Regions from separate parts of the Homo sapiens genome. Here region 1 is linked to region 2. Evidence: chromatin loops called from intact Hi-C (ENCODE). Cell type or tissue: heart left ventricle. All regions are shown on one strand. Each heading gives the region's core, and the rest is flanking DNA. Links, peaks and the distances in the headings are about the cores only. Region 1 holds the start of DEFB131A (defensin beta 131A). Region 2 has its middle 51 kb from the start of DEFB131A.

The links. Hi-C counts contacts between places; a loop is a spot of excess contacts. Peaks named below come from ENCODE experiments on the same cell type or tissue, not always from the same donor. Only the 100,000 strongest peaks of a DNase experiment are listed, where the experiment ranks them.
Region 1: a loop joins it to region 2, with 10 times the contacts of the local background. A loop is called at or near these places in 8 of 110 quality-filtered maps.

Annotation. Positions count from the first base shown.
Region 1 is chr4:9,437,467-9,453,076 of GRCh38, reverse strand. It overlaps DEFB131A (defensin beta 131A), which reads right to left and starts at 8,663. Exons shown (of 2, transcript NM_001040448.3): 1 at 8,486-8,663; 2 at 2,411-2,717. The coding sequence starts at 8,543. The coding sequence ends at 2,563. In heart left ventricle, for the core only: no CTCF peak of the experiment used is centred there; no DNase peak of the experiment used is centred there.
Region 2 is chr4:9,488,001-9,503,610 of GRCh38, reverse strand. It overlaps the pseudogene UNC93B7. Among named protein-coding and RNA genes, the nearest start is that of DEFB131A, 51 kb to the right of the region's middle. In heart left ventricle, for the core only: a CTCF peak has its summit at 7,965 (motif pointing left); a DNase peak (open chromatin) is centred at 7,947; H3K27me3 peaks cover 3,168 bases.

The DNA of each region.
Region 1 (15,610 bases), core at 3,272-11,271, 50 kb after region 2:
GGCGACTGGGGCGGTTACTAGCGAATGTTCAGCACCGCTATCTACAAGAAAGTCAGTGTCTCCACCCCTGACTGTCATTCTGAGCACAGGCTCTTTGGGGACGCTTGAGCCCGGTCTCCCTCTGTCCAAGAACCCTTCTGCCAGGTTGAGCAGGGCCCCTTCCTCCTTGTCCGGGGCCTCCTGCTCTGAGTCACCTTGTTTTCTTTTAAGCTGAGGGTATTTGTTTTTCTACTGTCCTATTTCTTTACAATAAGCACACTGGTTATGCTGCAAACTCTGACAGCCAAGCTGAGTTTCTTTCCCAGGGCCCCCCTTCCCTTGCCTCTTTGGGGGGGGCCCTCTGATTGCTGCAGCTGACAAACAGGTCGGCGTGTCACCGGGCCTGACCTCCATTCTCTTTGCCTTTTTCCTTATGGCTTACTGCATCCCTGTTTACAAACACCTGGCTAGCTCTTTCTAGTAATTGGGATGGATTCATCCCTGCAAGCCCAGCCTGTTTCTGCAGTTTTCTTCTCATGTCTTCTGCGCTTTGACGGACTAAAGCCATGTGAATCATGCGCTGATTTTCAGGGCTATCGGGATCAAAGGGCGTATACATACGATAGGCCTCCCACAGTCTCTCGTACAATTGTGCTGGACTTTGTTCTTTTCCCTGAATGAACTCAGAGAGCTTGTTAACGTTTGTGGCCTTCTGTGCTCCCCTCATTAATCCTTCCAAGAGAGCTTCCCTGTCTCGGTTTAGCCTTTGCATATCCTCTCTTTCATGTGGGTCCAACTGGGGGTCTGTTCCTGGCAACTGGGTCCTTCCATACTCGTGGGGGTTTTGATAATCAGCTGGTGCATGTTCCTCTAGCCACTCAGTTGCTGCTTGGAGGACTCTCCGCCTTTCTTCGCTGTTAAAGAGGAACATGAGCAACTGGTGCCAATCAGCCCAGGTGGGGTTGTGGGTCTGTATAACAGTTTGGAGCAAATCAATTAGGGCTTGTGGCTTTTCGGTATAGGGCGGTGTATTGTTTTTCCAGTTGAGAAGGTCGACGCAGGTGAAGGGCTGGTACCCAAAAACACGCCTCTCCACCACGTGACTATCCTCATCTATCCCAGTCTACCGCTGCTCTCTCAGGGGCATTTGTGACCCCGTTTTGGGTCGTAAACGAGCTGCTGAAGTGGGGTGGAATGGCGCAATGCGACTTACCGCAATTAATAATCTCAGTTATTAATTGACACTAATAATTATCAATATTAATAACTGATAATATAATTTTTCAAATCAATACCGATAATAATGATAATTAATATTAAATAGTTATACTAATGATAACAATACATGATTAATATTAATGATTAATGACGCCTGATATTAATAACTGATATTGATCTTATTCATTAGAAAACAGTAATATTAGCTCCTAATAATTCATATTAATATTAATCTGAAAACTTTATTAGCAATTTTTCTTAATATTAATATTAATATCGGTCATTCATATTCATGTTAATAAGAAATGAGGTATAATTCACACTAATATTACTCCCTAATACCTCAGTGAGTGTACACCCACCTGTGATATTGCTCCTAATGTCCAGGGTGGGAGAGAGCATGATATTACGTTCAACATCGCAGTAGGTGTACACCCAGCCGGTGATATTGATCCGAATATAATCTCCAGGGGCTGGAGTATGATGTTACTGCCAATATAGCACTGGGTGTGCATCCACCCGGTGATTTTGCTCCTAATATTCACGGAAGAAGACAATGCTATTACTCCCAACATAGCAGGAAGTGTACACCCCCGTGTGAGATGGTCCTTAATAACATTCCAAGGCGGAGGGGGTGATAGGACTATATATATGGCAGAAAGTGGACACTACCAAGGATATAGTTCCCATGATCCCAGAGGGAAGAGAATGATATTACTTTCAATATCACAGAAGGTGGACTCGCCCCCACTGATATTGTTTCTAATTGCAACGTGGGAGAGGAGGATATGACACGCGATATCCCAGGGAGTAGAAACACCCATGTGATACTGTTCTTAATATTCAGGGAGGAAGAGGATGATATGACACCTAATAAAGACGGGTGTACAATCTCTGTATACCCAGAGTGTACACCGGTTTGTGAAACAGTTCATAATCTCCAGAGCGGGAGATGATATTACTCACAATATGATAAACAGGCTGTGTGTTCACCGCAGATCCTAAAAACCAGCGGGGCAAGAGGGGATGGCTCTTACTCCCCGCATCGCGGGGGGTGCCTCACCCCCCTGCGATGGGGGTCCTAAGAGCCAGGGGGGCAAGAAGGGCTGGCTCTTACTCCCCGCATCGGATATAGTACTATGGGTGAAACAACAATGTGGCTGTGGATGTAAATTAAGGTAGTAAATGTTAAAATGCACAAATGAAAATAGAGTGGAAGCATTTATAAAATTTATATTCATTTTCACCTGACCATCTAAACATGCAATTATAATAATTTTCATCTATCATGTTAATTATTCATAGATAAGAGAGTTTAAGACATGTTTTTTGTCCCGGAGTCTGAAGAAGATGGAGTTAGAATTTTCACCACTTCTTTTGTCCGTCAATTTCAATGATCTTCAGTTTGCAGCAGATGCTGAAGTCAGCACAGTATCTAATTGCATGTTCATCAGCATTGCACTTCAGTCTGCAATGATAATATTCTGAAGGACATTCATCATTAGAAATGAAGCTTCTGGCTTTAAAAAGAGAAGACAAATTATATGACACAATATTACTTACTTTTTATTGTTAAATGTCTGAAATGTTTTATAATAAATTAAAAACATTACAGAACTTTCCCAGAAAAACAAAATCAACAGCAAAAAATGCAAGAGAAAACGTGGAGATGCTGAATAAAGACAAGCGATGATTTCTTCTATAAAGAGAGTAGATAAATGAGGCAGTAGCTGGAAATGCACAGAATTTTAAATGAGAACTATTACCACATATTTCTACCTAAAATGAATTATCCAGCTTGGGGGTGGTGTAGAGATTCATAATGCAGGAAATAATGTTTAACTTCTGGAGTTAAATTCTTGAGAAAGTCATTGGGGATGTAATCTAGTGTAAGTAGAGGGGTTGGCCTTGAATCAGAGAGTGAAGAGAAGGTAGATTATGGATAAATATAAAACTATATGAAGAGATATGGTGGTGGGAAAGTGGAAAAGCTGTCTTTGGTTGCTTCTCTGTTTTTGGTGAAATGAGAAAAAAGAATCCTTAAATGAGAGAAGGGTCAGAAGGAGTTGAGTCTTAGTTCCAGCTTCCCAGCGTATTCGGGCTCAAGGCCATGTGTCCTTTATTGAGAAAGTTACTGAGATATGCACAGGAGCCTATAACCCATAATCTCCCATAAATATTCCCTTTAAACCTACCAGTCCTTCCCAAATCCTTTTGTTACAATTTATAAGTTAAAATAATTGCCATGACCAACATCATGAAAGGTTCTCCTTATGTTTTCTTCTATAAGTTTTACAGTTTCAGGTAATTATGTTTAAATGTGTAGTTCATTTTGAGTTGCTTTTTGTGTGTAGTGTAAGATACAGGCCCAGTTTTATTCTTTTGCATGTGAATATTCAGTTTTCTCAGTACGAAGTATTGAAGAAACCGTCTTTTCCCCATTATATATTCTTCGCATGTTTGTTGAAGGCCAGTGGACTGTGTAAGTGTCGGTTGATTTCTGGGTCCTCTATTCTCTTCCAGTGGCCTATATGTCTGTTTAAGATTGTTTTTCCTATTTCTGTCAAGAGTGCCATTAGGATTTTGATAGGGATTGTATATAATCTATAAATTGCTTTGAATAGTATGGATATTTTAATATTATCATGTCTTCCAATTCATGAACATAGGATATCTTTCCACTGATTTGTGTCTTCTTTAATTTCTTTCATGAATGTCTGCAATTTTTAATGTACCAGTCTTTCATCTTTTTGTTAAGTTTATTCTTAAGTGTCTTATCTTTTTCTTGCTATTATGAATGGGATTTTCTTTACTTGCTTTCCAGTGCTTGTTGTTAGTGCTATAGAAACACAACTGATATTCGTATGTTGATTTTCTATCCTGCAACTTTACTGAATTTGTTATTAGTTGTAATAATTTTGGGAGAGTGAAGTTTAGAGTTTTTTACAAAAAAATTATGTCATTTGGAAATAGATGATTTTACTCATTCCCACCCCCCAACTGTTTGGATGCCATTTATTTCCTTTTCTTGCCTAATTGTTCTTGCTAGAACTTTTAGTATCATGTTAAATAAATGTGGCAAGAAGGGGCACATTTGCCTTGTTCCTGATCTTGGAAGAAAAGCTTTTAGTTTTTCACCATTGAGTATGAGCGAAGAATTTCTTTTTACTTTTATTGTAAGGTAGGACTACTGGTGACAAACTCTATTTTTGTTTACCTAAGAAAATTATGTATTTTTACCTTAATTTAAAGGGTAGGCTGGGTGCGGTGGCCTGCACCTTTAATCCTGGTACTTTGGGAGGCCAAGGCGGGCGGATCACCTGAGGTCAGGAGTTCGAGACCAGCCTGGCTAACCTAGCGGAATCCAGTCTCTACTAAAAATACAAAATTAGCCAGGCATGGTGGTGGCTGGCTGAGGCACGAGATTGCTTGGACCCAGGAGGCAGAGGCTGCAGTGAGCCAAGGTCACTGCCACTGCACTCCAGCCTGGGTGACAAAGTGAGACTGTCTAAAAAAAAGAGATAATTTTACTAAGTAGAGAGTTTTAAGATAGTGTTCTTTTTTTTTTCTTTTATAACATTTTAAATATTTCACTTTCCTCTCTTTTTGCTTATGTGGTTTAAGAGAAGTCTGATGTAATTCTTATCCTTGGTTGTCCATAGATAAAGATTTTTTCCCTCCTGGCTTCTTTTAAGATTTTTTTTTTTTTGTCTTTGATTTTTGGCAGTTTCAATATAATATGCCTATGTTTAAATTTTTTGTATTTATCTTGCGTGTTATTCTCTCAGCTTCCTAGATATGTACATTTTGCTTATTTTCAATTTCGGGAAAATCTCAGTCAGAATTTCTTCAAATATTTCTTCTGTTCCTTTCTTTCCCCTCCTCCTGATATTTCATTACACATATATTGTTCCTTTTGTAATTGGCCTACACTTATTAAATATTCTGTTCTTTTTAATTCTTTTTTCTTTGCTTTTAAGTTTTGGAAGTTGCTATTTAAACTTCTTTAAGCTCACTGATTCTTTCCTTGATCACATCAGTCTACTGAGGAATTCATCGTTATGGGCTAACAAGTGTTCCTCCAAAATTTGTATGTTGAAGTCCCAATCTTTAGTATCTCAGAATGTAATCATATTTGAAGATAAGTTTTTTTTTTTTTTTTTAAGGACTGATAAAGCTAAAATGAGACTCCCAGGGTATGGCCCTCATGCAATATGGCTGATGTCCTTGTTAGAAGAGGAAGAGACACCAGGAATGCATGTGCACAGAAAAAATGCCATAAGAGGACATGGCAAGAAGGCAAGCAGCTGCAAGCCAAGACAGGCCTCAGGAGAAACCAAATGTGCTGACATCTTGATCTTAGAATTATAACTTCCAGAACTGTGAGAAAATGAACTTTTGTTATTTAAGGCACCCATTCTGTGGTACTTTATTATAATAACCCTATAGCAATGCAAGAATGGCCTAATACATCTATATTTATATTGGACAAAATTGACTTTAAGTGAAAAAACATAAAAAGAGACAAAGAAGGTCATCATATAATGATAAAAGGGCCAATTCAGCAAGAGGATATAAAAATTCCAAATATGTATATATATGTACCAAGTAGTGGAATGCTTAGATATATTAAAAATGTCATTAGAGCTAAAGAGAGAGATACACCTCAACATCATGATAACTGAGGGCTTCAATATCCCACTTTCAGCATTGAACAGATCATCTAGGTAGAAAGCTAACAAATAATCATTGAATTTAATCTGTACCGCAGACCAAATAGACTTAACAGACATTTACAGAACACTTCATCCAATAGCTGTGGAGTACACATTCTTCTCCTCATCACATAGAACATTCTCCAGGCTGGACCATATGTTAAGACACAAAACAAGTTTCAACAAATTTTGAAAAATCAACATTATATCAAGTATATTCTAGACAAAAATAGAATAGAACTAGAAATGAATACTAGGAAGAACTTTGGAAACGATACAGATAACATGGAAATTAAACAACATGCTTCTGAACAACCATTGAGTCAATGAAAAAACAAAGAAGAAAATAACAAATGTTCTTGAAATATATGCAAATGGAAACACAACATACCAAAACCTATGGAATACAACAAAGACAGTGCTAAGAGAGAATTTTATAGCAATAAATGCCTACTGCAAGAACATGGTAATATTATAAACAAGCTACTATGCACCTCAAGGAACAAGAAAAACAAGAAAAAATGAAATCCAAACTTAGGAGAAGGAAAGAAATAATAAAAATCAGAGCAGGACTAAGTGAATTCAAGATTTAAAAAATGCAAAGAATTAATGAAACAAAAAGTTGACTTTTGGAAGAGATAAACAGACTTTATAAACTGCTAGCTAGACTAACCAAGAACAAAAGAGAGAATGCCAAATAAATAAAATCGGAAATAAAACAGGAGACATTACAACTGATATAAAAGAAATACAATGGATCATTAGTCTGTTATAAACAACCATATGCTAAATAATCCATACGAAGAATTTTTTTTTACCAACACCAATAATCAATCTAACTTTCCCAAATTCATTTTAAAATCCACCAATACTTTATAATAAATCATATTAAACTGTGGTTTATACCTGAGATTTAGATTATCAATTGACTTATTTATCTTTTCTGAGGCTCATATTACCTCCGAGCACATTTTAAAATTTATTTCAAGATTCTATCATTTATATAATTATACAGAATTATACTTTTCCTCCATGAATGTTGGTGTTTTATATTTTTATTGAGATAGAATTTACTATAAAATTCATTCCTTTAGAGTGTTCCATTTAGTGAGTATCAGTGGATTCTTAGAGTGGGATATACTGATGACCACTGAATGAAGGAATGAAGTACGAATCTATGCCACAACATGGATGAATCTTGAAAACATTATGCTAAATAAAAGAAGGCAGACATGAAGGATCACATATTTCTTATTCTGTTCATAGTAAATGTCCAGAATAGGAATATACATAGAGACAAAAATTAGATCAGTGGTTGCTAGGGACTGGGAGGAGGAGAGATTTCTTCTTGCGGTTATAAACATATTCTGGAATTAGATAATGGTGAGGGGTGCACAATTTTAAGAATACACTGATAACCACTGAATAGAACACTTTAAGGCAATGAATTTTATGGTAAATTGTATCTCATAAAAATATAAAAAACCCACTAACATTCATGGAGGAAAGGCATAATTATTTATAATTATATAAATAAGGGAATCTTGAATCATGAAGTATTATATAAATGAGGGAATCTTGAATTGTTAAGTATTAAAATGTGCTTCAGAAATGATCAATAAGTCAACCAGTAATCTAAATCTCAGGTATGAACCGCAGTTTAATATGTTTTTATTATGGGGTATTGATGAATTTTAAAATTAATGTGGGAAAGTCGTATTGATTATTTAATTAATATGCTTATATATAATTGGCTAGTTATGTGGTTAAAAATTAAGGTGGAATCTTAACTCTCACCATACAAAAAGTAATTTCCATATACATTAAATGATATCATATGAGTTTTATTCAACTTTAAAGGAACACAGAGGCTAGGTCCTTGCCTGGATCAGTGGTGAATTTATCCTGTGAACCAAGGATTATGGTGGAGTATCCACCTCTTCACCTCTAGCCCTTCTTCTAGTCATCATTCACTTTTCCTTTTTCCAATTCTTTAAATTTCCTGTGTTCTGTGTGTATCCTCTCACCATCTTTTGATCAAACATAACTCTCAAGTAAGTTTATTTTTTATTATTATTATTTTTTGAGACAGGGTCTCACTCTGTTGCCCAGGCTGGTGTGCAGTGGCATGACCTAAGCTGAATGCAGCCTTGACATCTCAGGCTCGAGCGATCCTGCCTAAGCTTCCTGAGTAGCCAGAACCACAGACACGCGCCACTATACCTGATTAATTTTTTGTATTTTTTTTTTTTTTTTGGAGAGATGGGGTTTCACCCTGTTGCCCCCACCAGGTCGGTCTAGAACTCCTGTGCTCACCCACCTCAAACTCCCCAAGTGCTGGGATTATAGACATGAGCCACTGTGCCCGGCCTCAAGTGAGTTTATCATAGGTTAAATCACTGCAGTGAACCACCTTATTTATTTCTTTAGTATCAACTCTTCAATCCTCTGAGCAGCCTTCATGGTACAGTAAAATCTGCCCATGCCTATTTTATTTTCAGACTCTTGAAAGACCTTGCATTTTCTTTTACTTATATTTTTAGAACTTTGGAATAAAAAAGTTTCTGTCTTACCTGGAGGAACTGTGAACATCAAGGAAAGGACTCCAAAGACAAAAAACAAGACCCTCATGGTTGAATAGGTAAAGCAGGTTAGAGAGAATCAGTAGCTGAGATGAAGAGGACTTCTGTGTACATTCAGTTCTCTGAAGAGGTGAGTTGTTGAGTGATTATTGAACCTTTCAGGAGCAAGAACATTTCTGTGTTTCAAGGAGATTTTATATCAGGAGAAAGCATGCAATCATCACGACTATCAGTCATTTAAAGTACATTTATCAAAGGTCAAGAGGGTGTGTGCAAAGGTAGTAGAAAGCACAGCCATGGCAAAGGCAGGAGAGAGACTTGAAATATCAGCATTGTCTTATGCATTCTGGAGGAACTGTAAAAGTTAAGGAAGCAGTTATAGAGGAAAAGCATTCATTTTATTTTTCTGATAATAGGAAGAAGCACGTAATACAAGAGCATGCCTATTTATTAATATTTTGGCACCGTGTGTTAGCATGCTTAAGCAATGGAATTAAATATGAAATTATAAACAGATTAGTGAGATACAGAACAACTTTTATTTGATTATCTTTCTGTCCAATCGATCAAATGAGATAAACTAATTTTTCTATTGAAATCTAAGTTCACACAAATTGTTTGCACATCAGTTATGTGTAATATGAGAGGAATTAAAGAAAGAAAAGTGGGCCTTAGGGAACCCATAATACACTTCGGAAAGCAAGTAATATATACAAAGAAACGGCAATGCAACACGAGCATATTTCTGGCAAAGAGGCACAAATTACTTCTTAGACACTAAGGAAATGAACATAAACACCAGAATACTTTGGGTGCCGTAGGGAATGCTTAAAGAGGGTATGAGTAAACTTTATTTATTTATTTATTTTTTATTTAGAGACAGGGTCTCACACTGTTGCCCAGGCTGGAGCGCAGTGGTGCGATCTTGGCTCACTGCAACCTCTGCCTCCCGGGTTCACGTGATTCTCCTGCCTCAGCATCCTGAGTAGCTGGGATTACAGGCACACGTCTCCATGCCTCGCTAAGTTTTGTACCTTTAGTAGCAATAGGGTCTTGCCATGTTGGTCAGGCTGGTCTCGAACTCCTGGCCTCAAGTGATCCACCCGCCTCGGCCTCCCGAAGTGCTGGGATTACAGGGGTGAGCCACCACGTCTGGCCAGAATATCAACTTCAGAAACTGCAAAGTACATGCACATTCGTGGTCTTACTTGACCTTCATTCCTTTCTAGATGGTGTCACTACAGGTGAAGTAACTTTTCTCAGTACCAAGAAGGAAGTTCTCTTTCTTCCATGGCTTCTTCTTGGTGCTACTTCTATAATACTTCAGAGTGTTAGTGAATGGAACACTTGGTTACATTATTTCAGAAGGTCTTCCCTGCCTTTAGAGACTTTGAAAATGAAATCTTGAGTCAGGGATGGGGAGGTCTTGGAAGAGGCAAACTTCCCAAGTCTTAGCCTAAGGAGGGCCAGTGAGGGGCATGAAAGCTCTGGGGATGTTTTTTCCTAAACCTCCATTCAGGTCCTTCCTCCTGAGTTGCTGGGGCAGCGGTGCCTGGGCACAAGCCTCTGCCAGCACCCTAGAAACTCAAAGGGGGATCTTAGTGTCATTGTGCTGGTTATTGCTGACTGCTCCATTTACTGAAGCCAGAATGGCCTAGGATCATTAGCATCTCTGATCCAGAATCCAGAATTTACTGATTTTTCTCACCTCTCTGGGAATTATTTCTTTCTTGATCACGAGGAAAAGCTTTGGAAGTACAGTTTACACTGCAAAGCAATACAATTTATGAGAACAAATAATTGAAATCCTTTATGGAACACTAAGGGCATAATTTTCACTGCTTGATATTTTCTATGAACATTTGTTTGCCAGCCTCTTGTAGGTTGGTGCAAACGTATTTGTGGTTTTTGCCATTACTTTCAATGGCAAAAATCGCAATTACGTTTGCACCAACCTAAGAGATTTGGAGCCAGGAGGCAGGCTTGGAATTCTGCCCAGGAAGCCCAAGAACATTGTGTAATCCATGGGCTACCAATCACGGATATCAAAGAAGGGTCAGAGAAAGGTTCACTGCATTCTGGGGGTGGACCAGTAGGTACCAGATGAGCATTGAAAGATGGCTTAGATTGCAGAGGGCTTCAGCAAAGAAAGATAAAGTGCTTTGACCAATGACTTTCCTTAAAAGAACACCAAGAAGAAAATCAGATAGCTATCAAGCTATCAAATATAAGCTGTCACAGTAGAAGAAGAAAGAAGGTAATTTACCATTAGATAATTAAATTTGACCGAGAAATTATGGCGTTTTATTGCACCTAACTCTCCAGGAAGGCACCAGATTTTCAATAGACAATTTATAATCAAGTATTCATTGTTTACCTTCCTTTCCTGCCTTCAGCAGTACTGACAGCTTTGGGGACTTTGAGGCATTAATTATCTATTTTTCTTCTTGTTGCTGCCGGTTTTCTTTTTCTTATTTATTTATTTATTTGAGACAGAGTCTCACTCTGTCACTCAGGCTGGAGGGCAGCAGCGTGATCTGAGCTCACTGCAACCTCCACCTCCAGGTTCAAGTGAATCTCCTGCCTCAACCTCCCCTGTAGCTGGGATTACAGGTGTGTGCCACCACACCCAGCTAATTTTTCTATTTTTGGTAGAGATGAAGTTTCACCATGTTGGCCAGGCTGGTCTTGAACTCTTGGCCTCAAGTGATCTGCCTGCCTCTGCCTCCCAAAGTGCTGGGATTACAGCAGTGAGCTATGTGCCCGGCTGCTGCCCGCTTTCTACATCCATTGTTTTCCTTACTTTAAGTCTGTCAATATCCTCAAGTTCCTGCCACGTTAAAAACAAAACACAAAATTGTCTTTCCTGTATTTAGTTTGTTTTTTTAATGAATGCCCTAGCTTTTCCCTTTCCCCCTCAGGAAAACCATAGTCTCTATGCTTCATTTCCATTTTATCTTTCATTCACTTCTTACCCCACAGGTGGCTGACATTTTTCCTCAGCTTTCCATTGAATATACTTTTGCTAAATCACTCACAAGTTTTTCTCTGTATAAGAGTAGACAAACACATATATGTCTATATCCTATAAGTATATTTTATTTTTATTGATTCCTAAATATTATTTCATGTAAAATTGGAAAAACTAAGATTATCATGATAATAGATATAACACATTACTTGATCACTTAAAAGATCATTACTATTTTAGTTTATTTACTTTCCATTAAATTTCTCTCTCTCTTATTCTTGTGATTCACCTATAGTTTTATTTATTTAATAAGTATTACTTTATTGTAAATATTTTCCTATACTATTTTCAAATACTCCAAAACAGTAATTTTCACTTTCTGCATAATATTCCATATTATGGATATTTCATAATATATTTATGTAATCATCCTTTCATTGTTGGGCATTGTTTTTTGTTTATACTTTCACTATTTAAATGTTATGAGATTGTCCCAAGGGGCTTCTCTACTATTTTCAAATCAATTTCTGGCTAGGTCTCCTGACCCAAGTGGCTGCTGGAGTTGCAGGTGTGCTTAACTTAAATGGAGCGAGTGAAACATTTAGTTCAATATGTTGTTAATTGAAAGGAGAATCTTAGTATAGACTATTTTCCAGTATAGGTAAAAAATGGATAATAACTTTGTTCAACTAGCAAAATAAGAGAAAAAGATAGAAAATAGGGTAAAAATAAATGATAGACATAAGGTCAAAAGAAATGAGTAAAATCACTCCATCAGTTGTTAGGAGGCAATTTTTTTTTCTCTTTCTGCACTTGAGTTGATCAAGTCTATAGATAGATTCTCTCCATAGCTATGAGAAGCATATTGGCACAAGGTTGCTCTCTCTCTCTGTGTAAATGAAGTATTGGCTCTAGCCTGGATGTTCCCTATAAGCTTCAGAATAAAAAAAATCAACTATTTACTTGACATCTACTTTTGGATGTCTAATAAGCAACTCAAGAATTCCAAAATGAATTTTTGATTCATACCACTTTCTCTGTTAATACTCACTCCCTTTAGTCTTGCTCTCTCAATGATGGGCTCATGTACCTAGTTGTTTAGGTTAAAAAACAAAAACGAACAAAAACTCTGAGCATACCTTTGATTCTCTCATTTCATAATTACAACCCATTAACAAGCCCACTTCTATCTTTAAAATATCTCTTTTATTTTTTATTTTTAAAAATTTTTGAGACAGAGTTTCACTCTGTTACCTAGGCTGGAGTGCAATGGTGCGATCTCTGCTCACTGCAACCTCTGCTTCCCAGGTTCAACCGATTCTTGTATTTCAGCCTCCCGAGTAACTGGGATTACAGGTGCTAGCTACCAATTCTCAGCTAATTTTTGTATTTTTATTTTGGGGAGATGGAGTTTCGCCATGTTGGTTGGGCTATTCTCAAACTCCTGTCCTCAGATGATCCGCCTGCCTTGGCCTCTCAAAGTGCTGGGATTATGGGTGTGAGCCACTGGGCCCGGCCTAAAATGTGCCTTAAATCCAACCTTTGTTCACTTCCTCTGTCATTGCACCATTGTCCAAGTCACTAGTGTCTCTGGAGAGAGCCCTCTAACTTGTCTCTATGTTTCTATGAGAGCTTTGCATACTCTAATTTATGGTCAGACACCAGAGATATGTTTCTAAAATGCAAATTAAATCAAATTATTTCCTTATTGAAAATCTAATTATGTTTTTTAAAAAAAACTACATAGAATAAATCCAGTCTGTTTACATGGCACGCAATGTCCTACCTGATTTGGTTGCTGAATATTTCTCCGATCCTTTATTTCCTGCTACTGTTCCCTCTTTTCATTCTGTTCCACAAGTATTAGTTTTCTTGCTCTTCCATAAACATTTCAAACTCATTTCTACCTCATAGCCTCTGTTTTTACTATTACCATTGCAAGGATTATTCTTTTCTAAGATATTTCTATGGAAACTCTGTCCCCCTATTTCATTCAGTCTTTGTTCCTGTGTCACCATCACAGAGAGGTTTTCCATGATTATTGAATAAATTCTAAAATAAAATTGATATTGAAAACGGCATGCTCCCTGCAGCAAGTTGCTAATATCAGAAATCAATAACAATAAGATATATTCCCAAATTCATACACAGAGATATTAAAACACAACACATTCCTACATAACACTTGGGCTAAGGCATACATAAAAATGAATACAAAATAATTAGATCTGAAGAAACGGAAAGCACTATAAATGAAATCCTGTGGATTGCAGCCAAAGTGGTATAAAAAGGGACATTTATGGTTTTCAAGACATTTACTAGAATTCATGAAAGTATGAAAGCAGCGTACTGCTCAACTGAAGAATCGAAATAAATAACAAAATAAAAAGAAGAAAAACCTGAAACAAAATAGGAGGCAATAAACAAAACTAATATCACACATAAATAAGAAACAAAACAAAGCAAGAAACATTGTAGAGTTATTTAGTAAGACCACTAGGTAGTTTATGGGAAGATTCATATATTAGTTGAGTCTTAGGAAAACATCATGAGAAAAAGAGAAAAAAAAAATAATACAGGGAAGAAAAGGAACATAAACTACAGATAGAGAAGAGCTTTGATATCATGATAGCATCCTTTAAACCCTCTATCCTGAATATGTGAATGAAATGGACACTTTTAGGGAAATACAAATGAATAATATTGACCAAAACAAACTTACAAGTGGTCAATGTTCTATCCTTTTACATCAAAAAGGTGCTAGAACTCGCAAGATTTTATGTACAATCCTGAAGGAATAGATAATTCCCATTTCTTTTTTTTGTTTTTTTGAGACGGAGTCTTGCTCTGTCACCCAGTCTGGATTGCAGTGGCAAGATCTCGACTCACTGCAAGCTCAGCCTCCCAGGTTCACGCCATTCTCCTGCCTCAACCTCCCGAGTAGCTGGGACTACAGGTGCCTGCCACTATGCCTGGCTAATTTTTTTTGGTATTTTTTAGTAGAGATGGGGTTTCCTCCTGTTAGCCAGGATGGTCTCGATCTCTTGATCTTGTGATCCACCCACCTCGGCCTCCCAAAGTGTGATAATTCCTATCTCTTAAGAATAATTGAGATTACAGATTGAGCTAGGTGGTTACTCAACACATTTTATGAAAGAGAATAAGCACAATATAGAAATTTCACAGGGGTAGTGTATTAGTTATTGTTGCATAACAAGGTTTCCCAAAATGTCGTGGCTTAAAACAACAAACTGATTATCACAAGTTTCTGTGGGATGAGGCTTAACTGGGTGCTTTTGGCTAAAGGTCTGTGTTGAGGTTGCAGACAAAAGCTGTCAGCTGGAGCTACATTTTAATCTGAAGACTGGGAGTGTGGGGGTTATATATAAACTCATTCACTGGCTTTTTTCATGTAGCATAATGTTGTGGAAGTTCATCCATGATGTATCATCTATTAGTATTTGTTCTTTTTTATTATGAAATAGTGTTTCTCCATATAGATATAGTACATTTTGTCTATCCATATACTAATATATGGGATAGAAACCTAAGAATAGTATCATTAAATTGCATGATATATTCATATTTATCAGTTTTAAGAAAAGGCCAAACTATTTTCCAAAGCAGTGATACTATTTTATATTTCCATCAGCATTGTAAAGGGCCCTCATTTAGCCACATCTTCATGGACATATTTTATCGCTGGTCATTTTTATTATAGTTATTCTAGTGTGTGTTAAGTGGCTTCTCATTGTGGTTTTAATTTGCATTTCACTAATGACTAATGATTCTGATAATCTTTTCATGTGTTTATGCCCATTCACATATTTTCTTTGGTGAAATGTGCACTCAAATCTTTTGCCTGTCTTATTTATTAACAAATTATTAATTATAAATTGATAAATTATAGTTGTCTTATTTATTGGGTACAAAGTGATGTTATGATTTATGAATTCAATGTGGAATAATTAGATCATGGTAATTCACACACCAATCACCTAAAATCATTATTTTTTTGTCTTGAGAATGGTTGAAATGTATTCTTTTGGCAATTTTGAAAAGTATAATACATTTTTTACTATATTCACCATGCTGTGCAGTATATCTTAAAGAAACCTTATTCTCCTGTCCAGTTGAGTCTTTGT
Region 2 (15,610 bases), core at 3,720-11,719:
GAAGAGGATGATATTACTTTCAATATCACAGAAGGTGGACACGCCCCCACCGATAATGTTTCTAATTGCCACGTGGGAGAGGAGGTTATGACACGCGATAACCGAGGGAGTGGAAACACCCCTGTGATACTCTTCTTAATATTCAGGGAGGAAGAGGATGATATTACTCCCAATACAGACGGGTGTACACCCTCTGTACACCGAGGGTGTACACCCGTCTGTGAAACAGTTCATAATCTCCAGAGGGGGAGATGATATTGCTCACAATATGGTAAACAGGCTGAGTCCACCGCGGATCCTAAAAACCAGGGGGGGAAGAGGGGCTGGCTCTTACTCCCCGCATCGCGGGGGGTGCCTCACCCCCTGCGATGGGGGTCCTAAGAGCCAGCGGGGGAGAAGGGCTGTTCCCGACGTTGGGGCACTGAAGTCCTTGTTTTCTTGCAAGCTGCCATCGGGGACCACTCTCGGCTCCCAGGGGCCCCCTTGTAGGTGGCCCATGGCCACTTGCCCTACTCCAAGCCTGCAGAAGAGCGCCTCTCTGCCATGTCCCTTTCTTTTAAAAGACTTGCCTGACTGGTTCAGGTCCATTAGGTACCATCCCATTTGATTAGCTCAAAAGTACTGTAGCCCATCACATTCACTCACAGGAGGGCATTAGCGGGGTGTAGACACCAGGGAGTGAGAATCTCTCAGGCCAGTTTAGCATTCAGTTGGTTAGCCAGGTTCAGTGGCTCACGCCTGTAATCCCAGCACTTTGGGAGGCCGAGGCGGGCAGATCACCTGAGGCCAGGAGTTCGAGACCAGCCTGGCCAACATGGTGAAACCCAGTCTCTACTAAAAATACAAAAATTAGCCAGGCGTGGTGGTAGGCGCCTGTAATCTCAGCTACTTGGAAGCCTGAGGTAGGAGAATCGCTTGAACCTGGGAGGTGGAGGTTGCAGTGAGCCGAGATCGTGCCATTGCACTCCAGCCTGGGCGATACAGCGAGTCTCAAAAATAAATAAATGCGAAGGCTGCTGGGCGCAGTGGCTCATGCTTATAATCTTGGCACTTTGGGAGGCCGAGGCAGGAAGACTGCTTAAGGCCAGGAGTTTCAGCCTAGAATGGACAGTACAGTGCAACTCTATCTCTAAGTAAAATAAAATAAAATAAAATAAAATAAAATAAAAATAAAATAAAATAAAATAAAATAAGTAAAATAAGAATTCAGTTGGTTAAAAGAAAATCACTAGGTCCAGCCCGCAATCAAGGGATGGAAATTACACAAAGTTGTGAAGAGTCAAGGGTGGGAGATCGCTGGCAGCCCTTATAGAAGCTGCCTATCTCACATACCTGTTGGACAGCTTCTCTCTCCTAGCTGGGGGTATTTGGAGCGGGTGTCGAATCCTGCTCTTTTGTATGTCTGTTGCCTTTTCTCGCGGTGATGTGTTTCCTGTGTGTTCTGTAATTTTGGATCGTGAGCTCAGCTTCAGAGGGGCTTTATGTGGGGAATCCTGGGTGGCCAGATTTGAGGGAGCCACCTAGAGAGGTTTTCTATTTGGCTTTTCCAGGGGCCCCAGGGTACCACTAAGCCAAGGCAACTTTTTTTTTTGAGACAGAGTTTCACTCTTATTGCCCAGGCTGGAGTGCAGCGGTGCAATCTCAGCTCACTGCAACCTCTGCCTCCCAGGTTCAAGCTATTCTCCTGCCTCAGCCTCCTGAGTAGCTGGGATTACAGGCACAGAAGATGTGGTTAATTTTTTGTATTTTTAGTGGAGACGAGGTTTCACCATGTTGGCCAGGCTGGTCTCGAACTCCTGACGTCAGGTGATTCACCTGCCTCAGCCTTCCAAAGTGCTGGGATTAAAGGCGTGAGCCACCACACCGGGCCCAAAGCAACTTTTTAGTGTTAGTTTCTCAACTCTGGCATTCCTAGACCACACAGGTAGCATGACTTCATTGTAGGAGTTCCACATTTATATAAGAGAGGCCTGAAAATGCAACGATCTCATGGGAAACTTGTTCACCACCTAAAGCTCAAATTTTCTCACCTCTCTCTGTTCCCCTGGGTGGAAATGTTTCTGTCCCTTTCTCTAAAGGTGTTGCATTTCTGTGGTCCCAAATTCATCATGCTTGACTGTAACCCTGACCACCTGCCTTGTAAGGGTTTCCAATGCTCAACCCAGCCCTGCCCTCAGGCAGTTGCAACACCAGCTCCTCTGTCCCCACCTTGGTTCTCATTCCCCTCTTCACTTCTGGCCTTAGGGGACTTAACTTATTTTCTGAAGAACTCAGCTATATATTTATTTTATTTTATTTTATTTTATTTATATATTTTTTGAGATGGAGTTTTGCTCTTTTGCCCAGGCTGGAGTGTAATGGCGTGATCTTGGCTCACTGCAACTTCTGCCTTCCGGCTTCAAGCGATTCTCCTGCTTCAGTCTCCTAAGTAGCTGAGACTACAAGCGCCTGCCACCACTCCTGGCTGATTTTTGTATTTTTAGTAGAGATGGGGTTTCACCATTGGCCAGGCTGGTCTCGAACTCCTGGCCTCAGGTGATCCACCCGCCTCAGCCTCCCAATGTGCTGGAATTACAGGCGTGAACCACCATGCCCAGCCTCAGCTCTATAGTTAAAAGGACATTTGTTTCTTACCCAGCATTTCTAGGTGTCTTGAAGAGGGAGACTTCTCAGGTTATCTAACCTGCTACTGAGAACTTAAAGATAGGGAAAATCTTGGACTGGAGATTCTTGGAATCACATAATTGAAAAATCACAGCCGGGCGTGATGGCTCACGTCTGTAATTCCAGCACTTTGGGATGCCGAGGCAGGTGGATCACCTGAGGTCAGGAGTTTGAGACCAGCTTGGCCAACATGGTGAAACTTCGTCTCTACTAAAAATACAAAAAAATTAGCCTGGCTTGGTGGTGGGCGCCTGTAATCCCCACTACTCGGGAGGCTGAGGTAGGAGAATCGCTTGAACCCAGGGGACGGAGGTTGCAGTGAGCTGAGTTCACGCCATTGCACTCCAGCTTGGGTAACAAGAGTGAAACTCCGTTGCGAAAAAAAAAAAAAAAAAAGAAAAGAAAAAGAAACATCCCCACAGTGCAGATCGACAAAATCACAGAGTTGCTTTGGGAGCGAGGGTGGCAATCAGACACGGAGGCCATGACACAACCTGCTCGTCCACTCAGTGGTCCAGAACCTCCACCCAGTCACCTTATCCGAGGGTGATGGAGACAGGGGAGGTGCCACCTACGCCAGTGTCATCTCTTACAATGAGCTCTTCTCCTGCTCGAAAAGAGCCAGCCTGCTGAGCTTGCTGCCAGGGCCCGTCGCACTGCCTGCGCTGTGTTTCCCGTCGCACAGCCTGTGATGTGTGTTTCCTGTTGCACGGCCTGTGATATGTGTTTCCCATCATGTGTGCACGTGCGTTGTCATGTAGTGTCTGTCACAGGTGTTACCCGCCACGTGTGTTTGCATGTTGCATGTGTGTGGCCTATCAGGTGCAAATATGTGTTGTCTGGCACATGTCACCATCTGGGCATTCTCCATGTGCCAGGAGCAGCCAGGTGGCCTGTGAAGCCTTCTCATGGGAAATGCCCAGGTAGGAAGAGCACAGCCAGGAGCCAAACCCCCGAGTGGCCACTCTATGTGCCTGGATCACCTTCAAGTCTGCTCAACATCAGAGCCTCTGTTCCTTGGCACCATGGACAATGGAATTGACTCAGAACTGGGAAGAGCTGTAGGCCCACTATCCAGGCACCCGCTCCCCGTTTGCCCAGCATCCCAGGGGCCAACACCCTTCCAAATATCACCTTGCCCTCCATTCAGAGGTGAATCATCCGAGCTTCAGTTTGCCCAACTCCGACTGGTTTTGCTGGAAGCTGCCAGGAGGATGTCGCCAGCCACCTCCAGAGAACACTCAATCTACAGATGCTGAGGGGGAACTGGAAGCACACAGTGCTGGCCTTCACCCAGCTTACGGTGGCACCTCGGGACCGCTTCTGAGTCTGCTTTTCACTGAAGGTCGGCGTGAGGAAGGCAGCGTTCCCTCCCAGATTTAGAAAATGTCAAGTCTCCCACCGCACCCTTTTGTGTTTCTTACAGGGCCTGGGGTGCTTGCAGCCACCACACTAAGGGCTCCAACATGTTCCCTCACACACTCAACAGAGAAGGAACCTGTGGCTCATATGGGAGACTCCCTGTCCAAGGCCACAGAGTCTGGCCCCAGGGCCCACTAGAGGCTTCAAGAACCAAACTCACATGAGGGCAGAGAGGAGAGATGGGGCCAGTTTAGGGCTGGGAGAATCCATAGAGCTATGCTGAGGCAGGCATGGAGCCTGGAGGTACGGACGAGGGTCTCGCCAAAGTCAGGGGAAGAGAGGCTGTGGGGAGTGAGGAATGGTGTGGGCCAGCCCCGGGCCTGCTGGGGTGCAGCTGGGGGCTCCATGGCCCTCCCACGGCCCCCACTTGTCCTCACCCAACTGTTCAGAGCTCTTCATGGCGGGGGTGTCCCTCTCCTCTGGCCACAAGAAGAGCGGGTGGAGGAACGGCACCTTCAGGTCTTGTAGGGGGTCTGCCCCTCCACCAGCCTGTTTCTCGTGGGCATCGCAGCTGAGGCTGTAGCCGGGAAAGGGTAGTAACCGAGCGTACCTGGCCTCCAACCACCACTTCCAAGGCCCCTACTGGGCACAGGGTGACCCCACCGTGGCTTGGAAGTGGACCCTGTCCGACGTGGGGGTGGTCGCTGGAGGGCCGAGGATGCCTACACAGGCACGTGGAGGGTGTGAATCCAGAGTCTGTCTCGCCCTCTGGACCCATGGGGGGCCAGCAACGCCGTCACACCCTCCTCTGTCTCTGCCAGCCGCTCCGCCACTCCCTTCTCCTGGCTGGGGCTGGCAAAGGCAGGCAGGTATGGGGGGCGGGGCCTCAGGAGGGAGGAAGGGCTGGTGGGCGGGGCCTACGGACACCTCGCCCCGCCCCAGTAGGGCTCCGCACTCCCCACACCCCGCGGTCCCTCTAGGTCAGGGCCTGTCACCACCGCGCCCAGAGGCTGGGACAGACGGGCTTGCATCCGAGGGGCGCTCCGTCCCACGCGGCCTGGGACTCCCCAGTCAGGACGGTACAAAATCTCTTTATTGCTCATTTTCTGTAAAAAATCGTGGCTCTCGGCGGACCCTGGGGATAGGAGGTGCAAAGCGCGCTCACACGCGGCCCGGGTCCGAGGCCGAGAGCTGGGGGGATCTGGAGCGGGGCCGGGTCGCAAGAAGACCCTGACCCTGCTCCGGCGCTGGGGCGCCTGCTAAGGGCCCGCAGGGTTTCAGCTGTATTTTCGAACCACTGTGCTTGGCCGAGGGGTTCCCAAGGCTCCACTCCGCCTTAGAGGGGGCTTCGGAAGCCCGGAGGTGACCCGGGCTCTGGGAGGGGCGTCCCCAACGTGGGGGAGGAGAGACTGGGGCCTTTGAAGACAGCACGGGACTCGGAGGGGGTCCCCCCGACCTAAGACGTGGTAAACTGAGGCCGGCGAGGAGGGAGGCTGAGTCCGGGAACCAGGCGGCCCCTCACTGCTCCTCCGGCCCGTCGCCCCCCTGCGCCTGTTCGTAGGGGCAGGGCCGGCGGCCGAGTCCAGCGGGCTTGGGGCCAGGCCTGGGCACCGGGGGCGGCGCCTCCTCCTCCGCGCCGTCCCCATGCTCGCCCTCCGCGTCGCTCTCGTCCGAGTTGTCCTCCTCCAAGTAGCGGTAACCGCGCACCTTGTGCTGGGGCCGCGGGATGCAGGGCTGGCGCGGGGCCACGCCCCGCCGCAGCTTCTGCTGCATCCGCAGGTAGGAGACCGCGGCGGCCACCAGCGTCACAAGCAGCACCGCCAGCTTAGCCTGGGTGTACGGAGAGGGATGCCAGGGACCCGCGGCCGCCTCGCCCCGCACCTTCCCCGCCTATGCCCCTCGCTGAGATAGGCCCTTCCCTCCTCCGGGAGCCTCCCGGGCCACGCGACCCTCAACTTCTCCAGCCGCTCCACCCACGCTTCCTGGACCGCCTCCTGCAGGCGAGGCTCACATCCAGCACTGTCCCTTACAGTCGCCATGCCCCTGGCGACCTCAGTGTCCCACTCTGTACGGGGACAATGCAAATCCCTTTGCCTCATAGGGTGCATGTGCCAGTGTTGATAAAGTGCTGGCCACAGGCCCTGCCTTCCCAGGGCTCACAACACTGTGTCCCTGACACACCCGTGGGCTGTAGTGATTCTCTTCATGGGGATTTGACTATAACCCGCAGTCAGGAATGATTTCACACCATAGCTCAGTACATACACACATATCTGTATGCATACTTCCTGCTCTTTTCTTTTTTCCAGACACGGTCGCTCCGTTTCCCCACTGCGCCCCCTCCCTCCCTTCCCCCAACCACTGCTGGAGCGCAGTGGCACGCTCACTTCAGCCTCAATCTTCCAGGCTCAAGCCATCCTCCCACCTCAGTCTCCCAAGCAGCTGGAACTACACGCACGCGCCACCACACCCAGCTAATTTTTAAATTTCTTGTAGAGACAGGGTCTCCTATGTTGCCCAGGCTGGTCTTGAACTCCTGGCCTCAAGCAATCCTCCTGCCTCAGCCTCCCAAAGTGTTGGGATTACAGGCGTGAGCCACCATGCCCAGCCCACTCACTGCTTTTCTTTTTTCTTTTTTTCTTTTTTTTTTGGGAGACAGAGTCTCGCTCTGTCCTCCAGGCTGAAGTGCGGTGGCACAATCTTGGCTCACTGCAACCTCCATCTCCCAGGTTCAAGCCATTCTTGTGCCTCAGCCTCCAGAGAAGCTGGGATCACAGGGACGTGCCACCATGCCCAGCTAATTTTTGTGTTTTTAGTAGAGACAGGGTTTCACAGCCTGTTACCCAGGCCGGTCTCAAACTCCAGATCTCAGGTGATACCCCCACCTCAGCGTCTCAAAATGCTGGGATTACAGGCATGAGCCACTGCTCCCGGCCCACTCCCTGCTATTTTTAGTTCTATTTTTATTTTTATTTTTATTTTGAGACAGATTTTCGCTCTTGTTGCTTAGGCTGGATGGAGTGCCAAGGCCCCGTCTCGGCTAACTGCAACCTCCGCCTCCCAGTTCAAGCGATTCTCCTGCCTCAGCCTCCCGAGTAGCAGCCACCTGCCACCACGCCCGGCTAATTTTTGTATTTTTAGAAGAGACGAGGTTTCAGCATGTCGGTCAGGCTGGTTTCAAACTCCCTACCTCAGGCAATCCACTCGCCTCGGCCTCACAAAGTGCTGGGATTACAGGAGTGAGCCACCGTGCCCGGCCTTTAGTTCTATTTTTAAAAAATGTTTAGCAACTGGGACTTGCTAGACCGGCCACCATCTTTTGGGAGCAGAGCATGAGTAGCTTGCTCCCGTTCAGGCCATGAAGGGAGACAGACGCAACATCTGGACAACCGGGTACCAAACAGCCCACAGGATGGCTGTGATGCACCCACAAATCCCCTCAGAGATGGGCAAACTGAGACTGGCTGGAGGTGGTCCAGTAAGTGGGGTGCTGAGTTGGGGGCCACCCAGTGGGCTGCAGGAATGGGGCCTTGGCCCAGAGACTGGCTTGGGAAGGGGTGGCGTTTAGGAAGCTGTGAAGCCAGGGCAGGGGCTAAGGAAATACCTGTCATTGGGAATGGGGCCCCCAACCCTGCCCAGTCTCACCTTCATGTGCAGGCTCGAGCCCAGGTACACGGTGAAGATGGCCACAGCCTGCCACCAGTGGTAGATGGTGAAGATGAAGTCCTGTCTCTCCTTGTCTTCGTACAAGATTCCCAGGAGTGCTGCAGGCAGGCAGTACAGGGCAGGCAGGGGAGAGGTGTCACCTGGGGCCTGGGGCTGCCTAGCTACCATCTATGAACTTTACTAAGCCCTGTATGTGTCCCAGCCCGGGACCAGAGAACCCCTAGAAAGTGCTGTAAGCCGGTCCTGGCCTGCCCCCTGGTGGAGACCCTGGTCACCAAGCTGCTCACACGCTAAGCAGAAGTAGGAGCAGGTGCGCCGGGCTGTGTGGATGCAGGTGGTCCCGCTCTGCACCACATGCGTGGCCTCAAAAGAAGAAAGCTCTGTGCTTAGTCATGTCCTGTCCCCAACCGCAGGTGTGCAGTGCCAAGCTTGCAGGCGCTGTTTCTCCTCCTCAGCCGGGACTAGAGAGATCGAACTGTTTGCAGCTGCCAACTCTGCAAATCAAACCTGAAGCTAAGCATGGAGAGGGGGCTTCCTTTCCAGTGAGTCCTCCCAGGGTGGGCAACAAGAGTAATGCATTGGGAGTCAGAAGATGCACACTCGTTCTCAGGACTGTAACGTTGGCTCTGTGGGTGATTTGGGTACTTAACTCCCCAGAGCTGCTTTTCCCAATGGTGAGATGAGCCTATGCCTATTGTGTGCTGTGTTCTGAAGTTCTAAAGTGAGAAAGTGGGCATGGCACCTGCCAAATCATAGGGGCCACTATTAACACCTTCACCACACACTCAGGACATGAACACTCCTGTCTTGGGGCCCTGCAGGGTGACTTTACCCCCACAGTGCTGCTATGAAGAGACAAGGATCCCCCAGCGTTCACCTATGGAGATGGGATATGGAGCTGGGCAAGGGGATGCCATGACCAGACAGGGCACAACATGGGTCCAAGATACCCAGGTTGGACTCTGCCCAGAATTGGCTATCCTTGGGCAAAACAGCCAAGAGACTGTGGTGCAGTATGAGGCTCCAGCCCCTGCTACAGACAGAGACTCCCAGCCAGCCTCTGTCCTACCAGCAGCAGGCATGACCTGTGCCATTCCACACCCCCAAGGATGACGTTCAAATCTGTTCATGGCTTCGGCCCATCAGAACAGACACTGACATGGATGCCCTGCAGGACTGTGCCCATGTGTGTTAGCTGTGTGTCACTGCATGTGCCCATCTGTGGGCAGGGAGCATCCTGGAGCTGAACATGGGCCCACTCGCTGCCTTTTGCAAACAGGGCCCTGTTCCCCAGCAGCCCAGACCTGGGGCCTGGACTCTGGTACTGAGCAGACTGGGTTGGGGCTGCAGGCCTGCTCCTCTCTATACAAAGTCCCATGTCTGTATCTATGCCGTGGATGTACAACAGGCCACTTGCTCCTACCGCATGCTCCGTGAGGCAGAGACCAAAACATATGCTCCAAGTGTCACGAAAACTATGACAGGGTAAGCTCTGTCCCCTGGTATGAAAAGGGAGAATCCCTGATGTGTTTTTCATACTGTCCCTAAGGGGTGTCCACAGAGCCCCACACCTGCCCCGTGTAGCCACGAGATTTCACACTGACCCTCCAGTGTTGATGGGGCCCTGTGCCCACCCTGAGTTATTAACGGAATGTCCATGACGTGGAACCCCCACACCTGTCTCCAGGGTGTCCACGCCCTACCCATCTGCCCCCAGTGTGTCCATGAGACTTCCCTTCCACCCCTGGAGTGTCCACAGGAAGCCCCACCGGCCTCCGCCATGTCCACAGGACGCTATGTGACCATAGGACCCCATATCTGTCCCTGGGATGTCTATGTCTAGCCAACCACCCACAGATAGCCATAAAGAACCCTGCCCCACCCTCCCAGTGCCCACAGCTATACTCACTGCTGAGTCCAGTTTTGTTCAGGGTGCTGCCCACACCCCAAAGGGCGGCTGCCACACAGAGGATCCAGCTGTGTTGAAGGACCCGAGACACAGGGGCCCAGAAAAAGAGGATGAAGGTGAGCAGCAGGTGCACCCCTGCTCCAGCCACGAGGGAAACCGGGCGTGGCAGCCACAAGCCCAGCAGGCCCAGGAGTGAGGCGACTGAGGCGTCCAGGCTGTAAGCCACGAGGAGGTAAGCCAGCCGCTCCAGCCCCACCGAGCACACGCCATAGCCCTGCGTGGGGACAAAGGGTGAGTGTTGAAGTCCGGAACAGCCCGGACCCCAGTCTCAGCCCTCCCCGCATCGCGGGGGTTGCCTCACCCCCCTGCGATGGGTGTCCTAAGAGCCATGGGGGGTGAGGGGCTGGCTTGTACTCCCCGCATCGCGGGGGGTGAATCACACCTTTGCGATGTGGGTCCTAAGAGCCAGGGAGGGAAAGAGGGGCTGGCTCTTACTCCCCGCATTGCGGGGGTGCCTCACCCCACTGCGATGGGGGTCCTAAGAGCCAGTGGGGGAAGAGGAACTGGCTCTTACTCCCCGCATGGTGGGTGGTGCCTCAGCCCCCTGCGATGGGGGTCCTAAGAGCCAGGAGTGGAAGAGGGGCTGGCTCTTACTCCCCGCATCGCGGGGGGTGCCTCACCCCCCTGCGATGGGAGTCCTAAGAGCCAGGGGGGGAAGAGGGGCTGGCTCTTACTCCCCGCATCACGGGAGGTGTGTACAACCCCTGAGATATTGGCAGTAATATCATCCTCTCCCCCTGAACCTGAGAAACAATATCTCAGGAGCATGTAAGCCCCCTGAGATATTGGAAGTAACATCATTTTCTCCCCCTCCAGATATTCGGAACAATATCACAGTGGGTGTGTACAGCCCTTGCGACATTGCCGCTAGTATCTTCCTCTCCCTCCCAGGATAGAAGGAACAATGTCACAAGGGGGTGTACACCCCCTGCGATATTCGTGGTGATATCTTCTTCTCCCCCGCTGCCTATTAGGAACAATGTCACACAAGGGGTGTGCACCCCCTGCTATATTGGGAGTGATATCATCCTCTCTGTCCCTGGATATTAGGAACAATAACCCTAGGGAGTGTACACCTCCTGCAATATTCAGACTAATATCCTCTCGCCCCCTGGATATTAGGATCAATATCACAGGGGTGGTGGGCACCCCCGGCGAAATTGGAAGAAATATCATCCTCTCCACCTTTGGATGTTCGGAACAGTATCACGGGGGAGGTCTCCGCCCACTGCGATTTTGGGAGTCGTAACATCCGCTCCCACCCAGGATATTAGGAACAAGATGACCGAAGGGATGTACACCCACTGCGATATTTTCCATAATGTCATCCTCTACCCACTGGCTATTAGGAGTAACATCATAGAGGGGTGTACACTTTCTGCGATATTGGGAGTAATATCCTCTCCCCCACGGATATCGGGAACAGTTTTATTAATTATTAATATTAATAAATATAATAACAATTAATAGTAATCATTGATATTAATAACTACAGTGGAGACAGTAAAACTTAATGTGGATTAAAAATATTCATGATTACAATTAATAATAGCAATATCAATATTAATAGTAAAATAATAATATCAGTAATTAATGTTACTTAAATCCATCATAAGTGATGTTGGTAATAAAACAATGATTAATGTTAATATTAATAACTAATATTATTAAAAATGGCACTAATAGTAAGAATTAATTTTAATCATGCACAATCATATCTTTAAAATAATCATTAATGACTAATAAAGTTATACTATAAATTAATATTACCATTTATAATCATTAATGAGACTGATGTTTAATAATTCATAATATTATTACTCCTAATACCGCAGGGGGTGTACACCTACCTGTGATATTGTTCCTAATATCCAGGGATGGAGAACTTGATATTAGTTTTAATATCGCAGTAGGTGTACACTCACCCTGTGACACTGATCCTAATATCCAGAGGGTGGAGTATGACATGACTGCCAACATAGCAATGAATGTACAGCCACCCGGTGATATTGCTCCTAATATTCACGGAAGAAGCGTATGCTATTACTCCCAATATCGCAGGGAGTGTACACCTCTTCTGTGATATTGTTCCTAGTATCCCGAAGGGGAGAGGGTGACAATAATTCCAGCATCGTAGGCTGTGTTCACCCAGCCTGGGATATTGTTATTAATATCCTGAAAGGGAGAGGATGATATTACTCCCCATAATAGATAGATATGCCTCCCCATAATAGAGCAGGAGGTGTACACCCACCCTGTGATATTCTTCCTCATATTAAGAGGAAGAGAGGTTGATATTACTTCCAATATCGCAGGAAGTGTACACCCCCGTGTGAGATGGTCCTTCGTAATATTCCAAGGCGGAGGGGGTGATATGACTACATATATCGCAGAAAGTGGACACCCCCTAGGGATATTGTTCCCATGATCCTGGAGGGAAGAGGATGATCTTACTTTAAATATCACAGAAGGTGGACACGACCCCACTGATATTGTCTCTAATTGCCACTTGGGAGAGGAGGATATGACACCCAATATCGCAGGGAGTAGAAACACCCCTGTGATACTGTTCTTAATATTCAGGGAGAACGAGGATGATATTGTTACCAATACAGACGGTGTACACCCGTCTGTGAAATAGTTCATAATTTCCAGAGGGGAGATGATATTACTCACAATGTGATAAACAGGCTGTGAGTCCACTGCGGATCCTAAAACCCAGGGGGGGAAGAGGGGCTGGCTCTTACTCCCCGCATCGCGGGGGGTGCCTCACTCCCCCTGCGATGTGGGTCCTAAGAGCCGGCGGGGGGTATGAGGGGCTGGCTCTTACTCCCCGCATCGCGGGGGGTGCCTCACCCCCCTGCGATGGGGGTCCTAAGAGCCAGAGGGGGAAGAGGGGCTGGCTCTTACTCCAAGCATCGCGGGGGGTCCCTCACCACCCTGCGATGGGGGTCCTAAGATCCAGGGTGGGAAGAGGGGCTGGCTCTCACTATTCCTGAGGGAATAGTTTAGAGGGACTCATTCCCTGCTATCGTGGGTGAGATGTCTATGAAAAGGACAACCAGTGGGGGAGGGTAGCAAAATTTTGAAGTAGATTTCTGAGACCCCAGCACAACCAGGAACAGAAACTCCACACTGCTGAGAGGATAGTTTGCACATTGGTCTCCTCCGATCTGCCCAGCTCACTCTGCTGTTTGTCCTGAGGAGGAAACAAAACAAGGCTCCCGACGGTCCCTCAACACTCACTTGAAGGTGTGGCCCGTCCCCCCACACCTGAGGGTATTTCTAGTTAGGTGGGACGAGAGACTGAGAAAAGAAATAAGACACAGAGACAAAGTATGGAGAAACAACAGTGAGCCTAGAGGACCGGCGCTCAGCATACCAAGGACCTGCACTGACACAGACCTCTGAGTTCCCTCAGTTTTTATTGATTATTATTTTTATTATTTTAGCAAAAAGGAATGTAGTAGGAGGACAGGGTGATAATAAGGAGAAGGTCAGCAACGAACATGTGAGCAATAGAATCTATGTCATAATGAAGTTCACGGGAAGGTACTATGACTGGACGCGTACGCAAGCCAGATTGAAGTTTCTCTCCACCCAAACATCTCAGTGGAGTAAAGAATAACAAGGCAGCATTGCTGAAAACGTGTCTCACCTCCCACAATAGGGCGGTTTTACCCCCATCTCAGAATTGAACAAATGTACAATCGGGTGTTAAACCGAGACATTCAGTTCCCATGTGCAGGCAGGAGACAGTGGACTTCCTCTCTCTCAACTGCAAGAGGCTTTCCTCTTTGACTAATCCATCTCAGCCAGACCCTTTACTGGTGTCGGGCTCGGGGACGTTCAGGTCTTTCTTCTCCCACGAGGCCACTGTTCAGACTATCACATGGGGAGAAACCCTGGACAATACGCTGCTTTCAAGGGCAGGGCTCCCTGTGGCTTTCCACAGTGTATTGTGCCCCTGGTTTATTGAGACTAGAGAATGGCGATGACTTTTACCAAGTATACTGCTTGGAAACATCTTGTTAACAAGGCACGTCCTGCACAGCCCTAGATCCCTTAAACCTTGATTTCATACAACTCATGTTTTTGTGAGCTTCAGGTTGGGTCAAAGTGGCTGGGGCAAAGCTACACATTAACAACATCTCAGCAAAGCAATTGTTGAAAGTACAGGTCTTTCTCAAAATGGAGTCTCTTATGTCTTTCCTTTCTACGTAGACACAGTACGAGTCTGATCTCTCTTTCTTTTGCCTACACTCACTGAACTGTCCTTCCTCTCTGCTGGGCCATGACCACGGAGAACAGGTCCACTGTCTTCCCTGTGTGGTGCACCATGGAGGCTCAGGCTCCGTCCTCAAGGCTGGCAAGAAGACAGGGTGAGACGTGAGCCTCCTGATACAGGTGATGTCTGTGGAGCCCACAGGACTGGACCTCACACTGCAGGGCTGGAGGCACAGACTATTTACTATTCTGTGTCCTGGGGGGCTCAAGGCATAGAGCTCCTTATTAGCCAAAGTCACCCAAGTTCCCCAACCTCTAAGGATTTCCTCATAATAATGCAAGAAGAAGAAGAGAAAAGTGAGTGTCCATAGAAGTTTTGGGGTTCTTCCTCTAATCAGGAGAAAGCTGGTGTGTATTCTTCGCTTCTTTCTTTTCTTTTTAAACATCCAACTGCTTTAATTTTCATCTTTTATTATGAGAAAATATACCACGTATAAATATGAAAAATTATAAATATATATTAGTTCATATAGAATGGCCAGTATAAACATTTACTGTTTCCACGCTTTTTCAGTTTACAGTTTCATGACATTAAGTACGTTCACATTGTTTAGCAACCATCACCGTCATCGTCTCCGGAACAGTTTTATCTTTCAAAATGGAAATTACACCCATTCACCAAGCTCTCCACTCCTCTCTCTCGCCCGCCCCTGCGGGCCACCTTTCTAGTGTGCAACTCTATGAGTTTAACTACTCTAGACACGTGATAGATAAGTGGAATCATACCGTGTTTAATTTTTTTGTTTTGGAAACAGAGTCTTTCTCTGTCACCCCGGCTGGAGTGCAGTGGCATGATGTCGCCTCACTGAAACCTCCACATCGTGGGTTTAAGCGATTCCTGTGTCTCAGTCTCCCGAGTAGCTGGGATTACAGGCGTGCGTCACCACGCCCAGATAATTTTTTATTTTTAATAGAGACCATATTGGCCAGGCTTGTCTCGAAATCCTGACCTGAAGTGATCCGCCTGGCTCAGCCTCCCCAAGTGCTGGGGTTACAGGTGCGAGCCACTGAGACTGGGCGTGTTTATCCTTTTGGGATTTATTTATTTCAGTGACGATAATGTTTTCAAGGTTCATCCATGTTGCAGCCTGCGTCAGAAGTGCCTCTCTGTTTTTTTTGTTGTTGTTGTTTTTGTTTGTTTTGTTTGTTCGTTTGACTTTGTTTTGTTTTGTGTTTCCATGGAGTCTCACTCTGTCGCACAGGCTGGAGTTCAGCGCCACAATCTGGGCTCACTGCAACCTCCGCTTCCCGGGTTCCAGCCATTCTTGTGCCTCAGCCTCCCGAGTACTTGGGACTATAGGCACACGACGCCACGCTCGTCTCATTTTTTGCATTTTCAGTAGAGACAGGGTTTCACCAAGATGGCCAGGCTGGTCTTGAATTCCTGACCTCAGGTGATCCGCCCACCTCGGTCTTCCAAGACGTTGCGATTACAGGCGTGAGCCACCGCACCGGCCAGAAGTGCCTGCCTTTTGAAGGCTGAATAATCCTCCATTGTATGAAGGAACTACAGTGTGCTTTTTCATTCATCTGTCCACGAACCCTTGGGTTGTTTCCACATTTTGGCTGTTGTGAATAATGCTGCTATGAATATGGGTGTACACAAATCTGTCTTCCACTCCTGGCTTCTAATTCTTTTTGGTAGGTACCCACAAATGCAAC